Regions from separate parts of the Homo sapiens genome. Here region 2 is linked to region 1. Evidence: read pairs that join two places in POLR2A ChIA-PET (ENCODE). Cell type or tissue: GM12878. All regions are shown on one strand. Links, peaks and the distances in the headings refer to the core of each region. The heading gives the core; the rest is flanking DNA. Region 1 holds the start of RASSF5 (Ras association domain family member 5). Region 2 overlaps PIGR (polymeric immunoglobulin receptor).

Region 1 (4,384 bases), core at 285-4,284:
ATCACAGAGTGGGGAGGTTAGTTGGCCTCCCTTTCAACCATGTAATTCCAATCACTTAACACTTCACAGCTCTGAATAACGCCCCCTCTGGAGAGAGACTCCGACTCCAGGAGCAGACAGGTGGCATTCACTGACAATGGCCAAGGTGTGTCTAAGCATCTCCAGGAGGGTTTGAGTCAGGCTTAGGTTTCTCCAAGTGCCAGACCATCCCCTGGTCCAGGATGGCTTACGCAGCCACCAAAATGAGATGAAAGGTAAAAGGCCACCTCCATGCGCCTTCTACAGAAGGAACACTAAGGGACGTCATCTGTAAGGGGAAGTCCCTGAGAATAAAGCCAAAGGGCAGCCAGTGAGTTTCTCTGGTTATTTGCTGTTGACCATTCCCTCCTAGAATGCTAGAAATGCATTCTCGCCATCACCATCACCCCTACCCCAAAACACACACATGGGCTCACAGGACCTTTCGTTCTCTCTCTGCCTTTCCACAGATCCCCACTGGATTTCCTTCTCTATCTCACAACTAGGAGTTCTTTAATCCTAGAAATTAATATTAACTCTGAACTTCCCTGTTCACAAATCCAGCATTAACCAGAGGTTGGTTACAGACCTTGAAGTGGGGTAAGCTTAGGTTAGATGAACTTTTGCTAAAAAGGCAGACAGTGGGAAGAGTGTTTTCCAAAATGCTTTCCTTACTAAAGTGCCCTTCTGCCAACATGGTTCCCACCCAGTGTCAGTCTCCTGGGCAGACAGATGTCACTCACATACCCACTGCCCTCCTGCTTGTTTCCAAGGGCTGGGATATTTAATAGCACAAACAAGCCATCACTTTCATCACTCACCACATAGTGAGACCCTGCTCTGGGCCTGGCACTCTGCTGGGTGCAAGAAACACAAAGACAAGGAGCCAATGGCTTCGTGGCCCCTATGCCAGGCAAAGAAGGGTCTCCTCAGCCACAGCAGGACATCAGGTAGGAGTGGCATTTCTAGAGGACACCTAATACCCAAATTTTCTGGGATGTCTATGGCAGTCACTTCCCCACTTAGCTCAGCAACCAGGCAGAGTTCGCAAATTGTACTCACTGCTTCGAAAGGTAATCCTAGGAGGTGTCACAAGCCCAGACTAGTTGTTACAGCTGTTAGATGGGAGGGGACAATAACAATCATATCGAATTAAACATTCGTATTGCATTTTGCTAGGCCCTGTTCTGAGTGCCTTATGTATATTAATCCATTTAATTCTCAGATTAACATGATGAAGTAGGTAATATCATTATCCTATTTTTTTTAAACAAAGAAGCAGAACACAGAGATGTCCAGGACTCACGTGGGGACTAAGTGGTAGTCAGGATTCAAACCCAGGGCTCTGGTTCCAGTCTGTACTCTTAACTACTGCATAGTATGATTTTTTTTAAAGTCCTATTTCTGACACTTGCTTTTCAAAATGAAGATAAAACAAAGCAACCTCACCATGGAATCAGACCTTCAACTTAAAGAAAGATGCTCAGCGAGTTTGGCCTGCTGTGTCTCCACCTGCCAGCCCTCATCTGCACATCAGAACATTTCTCAACTTTTGCCATCCAGCCATAGGTTCACAATTAGTTAAATATTAATCATGACAAACAGAGACTCCTTTCTGTAGCCCCTCGATTCCAGTTTTGCTTTCTCTCCAGTGTTCAGACATCGTTAGCATTAAACCAACTCTGTGGGGGACCATGAGCGCCCAGGAAAGTAAAAAGACCTCACCAAGTCACACACAAAGTCAGAGGTACTGCCCGGGGGCCTAGATCTTCCTGCCACTAGAAACGACGTATGACTTAATCAAAGGAGATCGACAATTCTGATGTGACGTAAGGATCAATTCATTTAGTCATGGAGTATCACACACAGGCACACGCAAATACACACAAACGCACCATTATCACCAAACCAAAAAAAAAAAAGAAAATCACAAAACTATGTGCAAAATCTTCAACAAGTGATACAGTCCCCCAAAGTCTAACTACAAACTAGAATGCCAACGAAGCAGATTTCCTGGGATTCCAGCTATGATAAAACCCATTTCAGTGAGGCTCCTGCCTCTCTCCCTGTGTGTAGGGTTGTTGGATGCAGTAAGGGAATCTTGAAAGTGCAAAAGCTGCCAACACATCCAAGGATAAGTTGCATTTGATTCTACTGTAGTCAAAGGCATTTACCAAGGGACAGCAGCCCCTCTACCCACAACATGTACCTCTACAAACCTTTACTCCTTCCTTCTTAATTAGCACCTGAACTGGGGGTTCTGGTGGAGGAAAGAGCAGCACCCACTTGCCCTTCCAATCTTTCCCTTCCACTTGACCCAGGCTTAGTGTCTGAGTTCTATTTCCCTGCAGCCAGCTGCAGCGGGCAGCACATTGAACAGCCTCCGCTGCAGACTGCAGGCAGAAAAAGGGTAGGGTTTTCCTGATGTGGAAATCACTGCTGCTGTCCAACGCTGCAGTTGGATGGGAGACGTGAGGCTGCTGCCATAGGGGAAGGGCCTTTGCTGAAAGATGCAAACCACAATCCATTTCCAGAGATGCTTGTTAGAGGCTGTGCCATTGTCTGTGCTTTGGGCTTCAGATATTTGAAATATCCATGTAAACACATGAACACATGGCTGTGGATATCCTCTGATAAACACGCAAGAGCAAATGCCGGGGTGGGGGTGGAGGGTGGACACCTATTAAAGGCATACACACCCCTAACTGTAGGAGGAGAAAAATAATAAACCCCCAAGGAGACTGAAGATTGGCTCAGAAAATCTATACACTGGGGGCCCAGTGTTTTCTGGCTTTGAGAAGCGCCTGGCTCAGGAGGTGACTGGAGGGGCCTGAGGGCTGTGGAGAGGAAGGGACCCTGTCAGGAGCTGAGTAATGTTAGAGCATGACGACTAGGGCAGGAACCCAGGAGGAGGAAGGGGAGGAGGCAGGGCACAGCCAAACATTGGAGCAGAGTCCAAAGGTTTGAGGGGCCAGAGGTGAAAGGCAGGAGGGGGCACGGGTTCAGGGTGACTTCAGGCTCTCTTCAGCCTCACAGCCTGCCTTTATCCAAAATCTAACAAGGTCTCCTCCCTGTCCCAATACGTCCCCCTGGAGGAGAGGTCTGAGCCTGTACCATGGGCGGACAAACAAGCGTTTTGTCAGTAACCCTAATAAGCAAGGGTCAAACGGTCATCTCAACAGCAGTCTCACAACCCACTCCCAAGAACTCACAACAAAACCATGAGGGTGCACAGGGAGATGACAGAGGCCGCCGAGGCCATCACCCACCCACCCCCCACAACCTGTGTGCGAGTGTGTGTGTGTGTGTGTGTGTGTGTGTGTGTGGAGGGCCAAGGCACGCACCTGTCAGGAGACAGGTATCTGTTAACTACCGCATAACCATACCTAGGTAGTGGGCAGGCACTAAAGGATACCGGGCAGGGAACTAAGGAGCGGACTGTCCCCAGGGGTTGTTATCTCCTTATGTTCGGGGCTCCCCTGGAGCCAAAGAGTGTAATGGCCCCTCTCTCCCTGCCCCAGGGCCCTCCCAGTCCTTCGCCCCCAGACTGCGGTCTCCCCGCACGCCCCTCCCCTGCCTTCACACTTACTAGTGCAGCGCAGCGCCTGCCGCAGCACCTCTCGTCCGCACAGGTCACACCAGCCGGGGCCGCCCGGCAGCACCAACTCGGCGAAGCAGTGCCCCTCGCCTCGCTCCGCCGGGACTCTGGGATCCTGCGGCTGCTCGAAGATGCTCCGCACGTCGCGGGGTCGGGGCGCTCCAGGCCGCCGCCGCAGTCTCTGCTGCAGACCAGGCCGGAGCGGGCGAGCGGGTCGGGAGGCCCGGGGCGGGGGCTCCAGGTTCCCCCGGGCAGCCCTCCGGGCGCTGCGCCCCTCGCGCGCCCCGGGCGCAGTGGAGAGGGGCGCCGGGACACAGAGGCGCGAGGACCGGTCGGGGGGCGGCGGCGGTAGCTCGGGGCCGCTCAGGCTCTGTAGATAGCGCGGCGGCTCGGGGTCCAATAGTAGCGGGTACGGGCGCTGCCCGATGGCCGGGGACGCCATGGCCATGCCCGGCTAGTGGCGGCAGCTTTGGCAGCGGCGGCTTTGGCGACTGCGCTACTCCCGAGCCAGCCCCGAGAGAAGGGGCCGCCCCACACCAGCGCGCCTTTAAAGGAACCGCAGCCTGCTGGGCGGGGCGGGGGCGGGGAGAGTCGGAGTGGCAGGAAGGACGACCCAAGAGAACCGCCGACGGACCGAAGGGGGTAGGGTCCGTGCCAGGCGACGTCTGCGCGAGTGTGGATTTGGGGGCGTCTTCACCTGGAGCAGCTGCAGGATTCCGCAGAGGAGCGCCTCTGTACAGTACAGCTCAGAGGGCGCATTTCTGCGGG
Region 2 (4,384 bases), core at 192-4,191, 420 kb before region 1:
CATCTGTGGATTCCGGCAGGTAAGGAAGGATTCAAGGCTCCCCACTCGGAGAACACCCCAGAGCCGAGCACCTGAGGCTGGGCCACCAGGTCCAAGGAGGAAAGCCCATCTGTCTCTTGAGCACTGGGGCAGCCCTTACTACCTCTGCTTATATGTGGGAGGGTCCTATGGTACCCTCTGCCCTTCTCCCATGGCTGGGGAGGTGTTTACAATTCAGTTCAATCTTCCAGGCCTAGGATGCAACAAGGCCCAGTGCGTGCCTTTGCCAGTCTGGGAAGGCTTCTTAGAAGAACAGAGCTAGGGAGCTGCATCAGCAGGGTGGGGTGGATAAACCTGGGAGGAAAAAGGACTAAGCCAACCTTGCCAGCACATCGTCGGGCCCCCAGATCTCCCTTCCAGGGATGAACTAACTTAAGCCTTCTTCCAGCTCTGAGGAACAAGGTGGAAGCTCCAGAGCGCTGGTCTCCACCCTGGTGCCCCTGGGCCTGGTGCTGGCAGTGGGAGCCGTGGCTGTGGGGGTGGCCAGAGCCCGGCACAGGAAGAACGTCGGTGAGTCCCTGGGATACTCCCTGCCTCCCACCTCCAACCCGAGCCCTCAGTCCTGAATCATCCACCCATAGAGGAAGCTGCTGTGTCTCTTCTTTTTCATGAGCTAAAACAAAGGATCCCGAGAAAGCAGGATGGGGAAAGATAAACCCACACATACTCGAAACTGAAATTCAGAGCTGCTGTCCAAATACTAACACTGGAAAATCATCTCCAATTACCCAGGATCTAGGTTCAGAGACAGGGCTGCCAGGAAGAGGAGATTGGGTTTCAGGAGACCCTGGGCTTGGACTAATTGGATAACTAATGAGCTGTGTGACATTGAGCCATCCTTATGCCATGCCTCAGTTTCCTCATGGCTCAAGTCAAGGATGATAATCAGGACCTCACGGGGCTGATGTGAGGACCAAAGGAGATGCTGTGCATTGAAAGGTCCCAGAGTGACAAAGATCAGGGATTACCAAGTCCTGATTACCCAGGAAAAGGGACTGGGGAGGAGACTCGGATCATTTCCATCCCCCTGGGTCATAGTCAGAGCTGCACCACCTCAGCTGTCCTGCAGGGCTACAGTGGATCCGCCCAGAGAGAAGCAGCCCAGCCTGGCCTTCTAGGTCCCAGCCCCTGTCCTTACACCAACTCCTCTTCCTCCCGGACAGACCGAGTTTCAATCAGAAGCTACAGGACAGACATTAGCATGTCAGACTTCGAGAACTCCAGGGAATTTGGAGCCAATGACAACATGGGAGCCTCTTCGATCACTCAGGAGACATCCCTCGGAGGAAAAGAAGGTATGACCCTCACTCAAGGGAATGCTCAGCCCCTGGGGAGAGTAAGAATTGGTCTCACATCTGGGTTGGGAAAAGGAGGCTAGTAAGGGCTAACCTACCCTCTTTCTTCACACAGAGTTTGTTGCCACCACTGAGAGCACCACAGAGACCAAAGAACCCAAGAAGGCAAAAAGGGTGAGGAGGAAGAAGGAAGCCCCACTACATGACAAAGAAATGCAGCATGAGGGGATGCAGTTAGACTTCAGAAAGAACTACCTCAACATGGGGGCCGATCCCAGAATAGGGAGGATGATATAAATAGTCCTCAGGAGTCCTCAGGACTTTTTGAGGAAGAACTATATCTTACTGGTTGTGGGATGCTGATGTGGATAAGGCCCAGGAAGGAGGTGAGCTATATGATTAGGCTGTAAAACTGCAGGAGAGAGGCAGGCCAGGAGATGAGGAAAGCAGGTGCATAAAAGATGGGAAGCTACAATGCCAAATGCTGGTGATTAAATGGATGCTCTTCCTGGGTTGGGGGACCCAAGGACCTCAGGCCACACATCCTCCCTTGAGGGTTTGCTCAGGACCAGCTTTTTGCCTGGGCCTAGGAGACATTTGCTTGCGGTGGGCAGTTTGAGGCTAGAAGCCCCTGCTCACTTCTCTTGAAGCCCCACCAGAGGCAACTCCTGCCTTGGGTGCCATATACCATCCCCTCAATCTGCCCTAGGACTCAGGGGACCAAGAAAAATAACATCTCATGCCTTTAATCCCGAGGTGAGAGTTTTTGTTGTTGTTGTTGTTGTTTTTATCATATCTACTTTTTCTTGAAACATCTCTGGCATTTAGCAAAGTTAGAACGAGTTATTCCTGGGACAGCCTTCCCCTTTAACTTTGTGGTGCCAAAAAGCTACCTGTCTGGGCTGGTGGAGAAAGAAAAACATACACCACCGTGGTTGACCCCAGCCTAGGCCACCTTGCCCGTGGACTGTGTGGGCAGCTTCCGGGGACAGGCCCGGGCAACAGAGGCGGTTCCACTCCGTGTGTCAGAAGGAGGTAGTGAGACAGAAGAAGATATTTTTAGAGGCTGCAACTTTCCATTTCTCAAAATGCGTCCTTCTTGGTGAGCATGGGGGCTGGGATGAGAACAGTGGGCCCCAAAGGCTTGTGTTGCTTGGACCAAGATCACGAATTCAGGACATTAAGCACCTCCCCTCCCCTGACTCCACCCACTGAGCCAGTGCCCCCAACACTGATGCCTCTCCTCTTGCCCCTTAGTCATCCAAGGAGGAAGCCGAGATGGCCTACAAAGACTTCCTGCTCCAGTCCAGCACCGTGGCCGCCGAGGCCCAGGACGGCCCCCAGGAAGCCTAGACGGTGTCGCCGCCTGCTCCCTGCACCCATGACAATCACCTTCAGAATCATGTCGATCCTGGGGCCCTCAGCTCCTGGGGACCCCACTCCCTGCTCTAACACCTGCCTAGGTTTTTCCTACTGTCCTCAGAGGCGTGCTGGTCCCCTCCTCAGTGACATCAAAGCCTGGCCTAATTGTTCCTATTGGGGATGAGGGTGGCATGAGGAGGTCCCACTTGCAACTTCTTTCTGTTGAGAGAACCTCAGGTACGGAGAAGAATAGAGGTCCTCATGGGTCCCTTGAAGGAAGAGGGACCAGGGTGGGAGAGCTGATTGCAGAAAGGAGAGACGTGCAGCGCCCCTCTGCACCCTTATCATGGGATGTCAACAGAATTTTTCCCTCCACTCCATCCCTCCCTCCCGTCCTTCCCCTCTTCTTCTTTCCTTCCATCAAAAGATGTATTTGAATTCATACTAGAATTCAGGTGCTTTGCTAGATGCTGTGACAGGTATGCCACCAACACTGCTCACAGCCTTTCTGAGGACACCAGTGAAAGAAGCCACAGCTCTTCTTGGCGTATTTATACTCACTGAGTCTTAACTTTTCACCAGGGGTGCTCACCTCTGCCCCTATTGGGAGAGGTCATAAAATGTCTCGAGTCCTAAGGCCTTAGGGGTCATGTATGATGAGCATACACACAGGTAATTATAAACCCACATTCTTACCATTTCACACATAAGAAAATTGAGGTTTGGAAGAGTGAAGCGTTTTTCTTTTTCTTTTTTTTTTTTGAGACGGAGTCTCTCACTGTCGCCCAGGCTGGAGTGCAGTGGCGCAATCTCGGCTCACTGCAACCTCCGCCTCCCAGGTTGACACCATTCTCCTGCCTCACCCTCCCAAGTAGCTGGGACTACAGGCGCCTGCCAGCACGCCTGGCTAATTTTTTGTATTTTTAGTAGAGACAGGGTTTCACCGTGTTAGCCAGGATGGTCTCGATCTCCTGACCTCGTGATCCGCCTGCCTCTGCCTCCCAAAGTGCTGGGATTACAGGCGTGAGCCACCGCGTCCGGCCTCTTTTTTTCTTTTCTTTTTTTTGAGACAAAGTCTCACTGTGTCACCCAGACTGGAATGCAGTGACACAATCTCGGCTCACTGAAACCTCTGCCTTCCAGGTTCAAGCTATTCTCATGCCTCAGCCTCTCAAGTAGCTGGGACTACAGATGTGGGCCACCATGTCTGGCTAATTTTTTTTTTTTTTTTTTTTTTTTGTAGAGACAGGGTTTCGCCATGTTGACGAGACTGGTCTCGAACTCCTGGCCTCAAGTGATCTGCCGCCTCAGCTTCTCAAAGTACTGGGATTATATAGGCATGAGCCACTGAGCCTGGCCCTGAAGCGTTTTTCTCAAAGGCCCTCAGTGAGATAAATTAGATTTGGCATCTCCTGTCCTGGGCCAGGGATCTCTCTACAAGAGCCCCTGCCCCTCTGTTGGAGGCACAGTTTTAGAATAAGGAGGAGGAGGGAGAAGAGAAAATGTAAAGGAGGGAGATCTTTCCCAGGCCGCACCATTTCTGTCACTCACATGGACCCAAGATAAAAGAATGGCCAAACCCTCACAACCCCTGATGTTTGAAGAGTTCCAAGTTGAAGGGAAACAAAGAAGTGTTTGATGGTGCCAGAGAGGGGCTGCTCTCCAGAAAGCTAAAATTTAATTTCTTT

Evidence for each region. Peaks named below come from ENCODE experiments on the same cell type or tissue, not always from the same donor. Only the 100,000 strongest peaks of a DNase experiment are listed, where the experiment ranks them.
Region 2: POLR2A ChIA-PET joins it to region 1 with 12 read pairs; 2 of 35 experiments call an interaction of 5 or more read pairs at or near these places.

Annotation. Positions count from the first base shown.
Region 1 is chr1:206,507,283-206,511,666 of GRCh38, reverse strand. RASSF5 (Ras association domain family member 5) reads right to left here and starts at 4,136. Exons shown (of 6, transcript NM_182663.4): 1 at 3,608-4,136. The coding sequence starts at 4,064. LOC124904493 (a long non-coding RNA gene) reads left to right here and starts at 4,260. Exons shown (of 2, transcript XR_007066830.1): 1 at 4,260-4,384. RefSeq lists silencers at 3,731-3,820, 3,861-4,220. In GM12878, for the core only: no CTCF peak of the experiment used is centred there; no DNase peak of the experiment used is centred there; H3K4me3 peaks cover 1,170 bases; H3K27ac peaks cover 50 bases.
Region 2 is chr1:206,928,621-206,933,004 of GRCh38, reverse strand. PIGR (polymeric immunoglobulin receptor) reads left to right here. Exons shown (of 11, transcript NM_002644.4): 7 at 1-19; 8 at 428-549; 9 at 1,203-1,334; 10 at 1,450-1,508; 11 at 2,592-4,384. The coding sequence ends at 2,687. Among named protein-coding and RNA genes, the nearest start is that of FCMR, 8.9 kb to the right of the region's middle. RefSeq lists enhancers at 1,974-2,543, 2,167-2,667, 2,594-2,883, 3,354-3,403. In GM12878, for the core only: no CTCF peak of the experiment used is centred there; a DNase peak (open chromatin) is centred at 2,544; H3K4me3 peaks cover 922 bases; H3K27ac peaks cover 3,452 bases.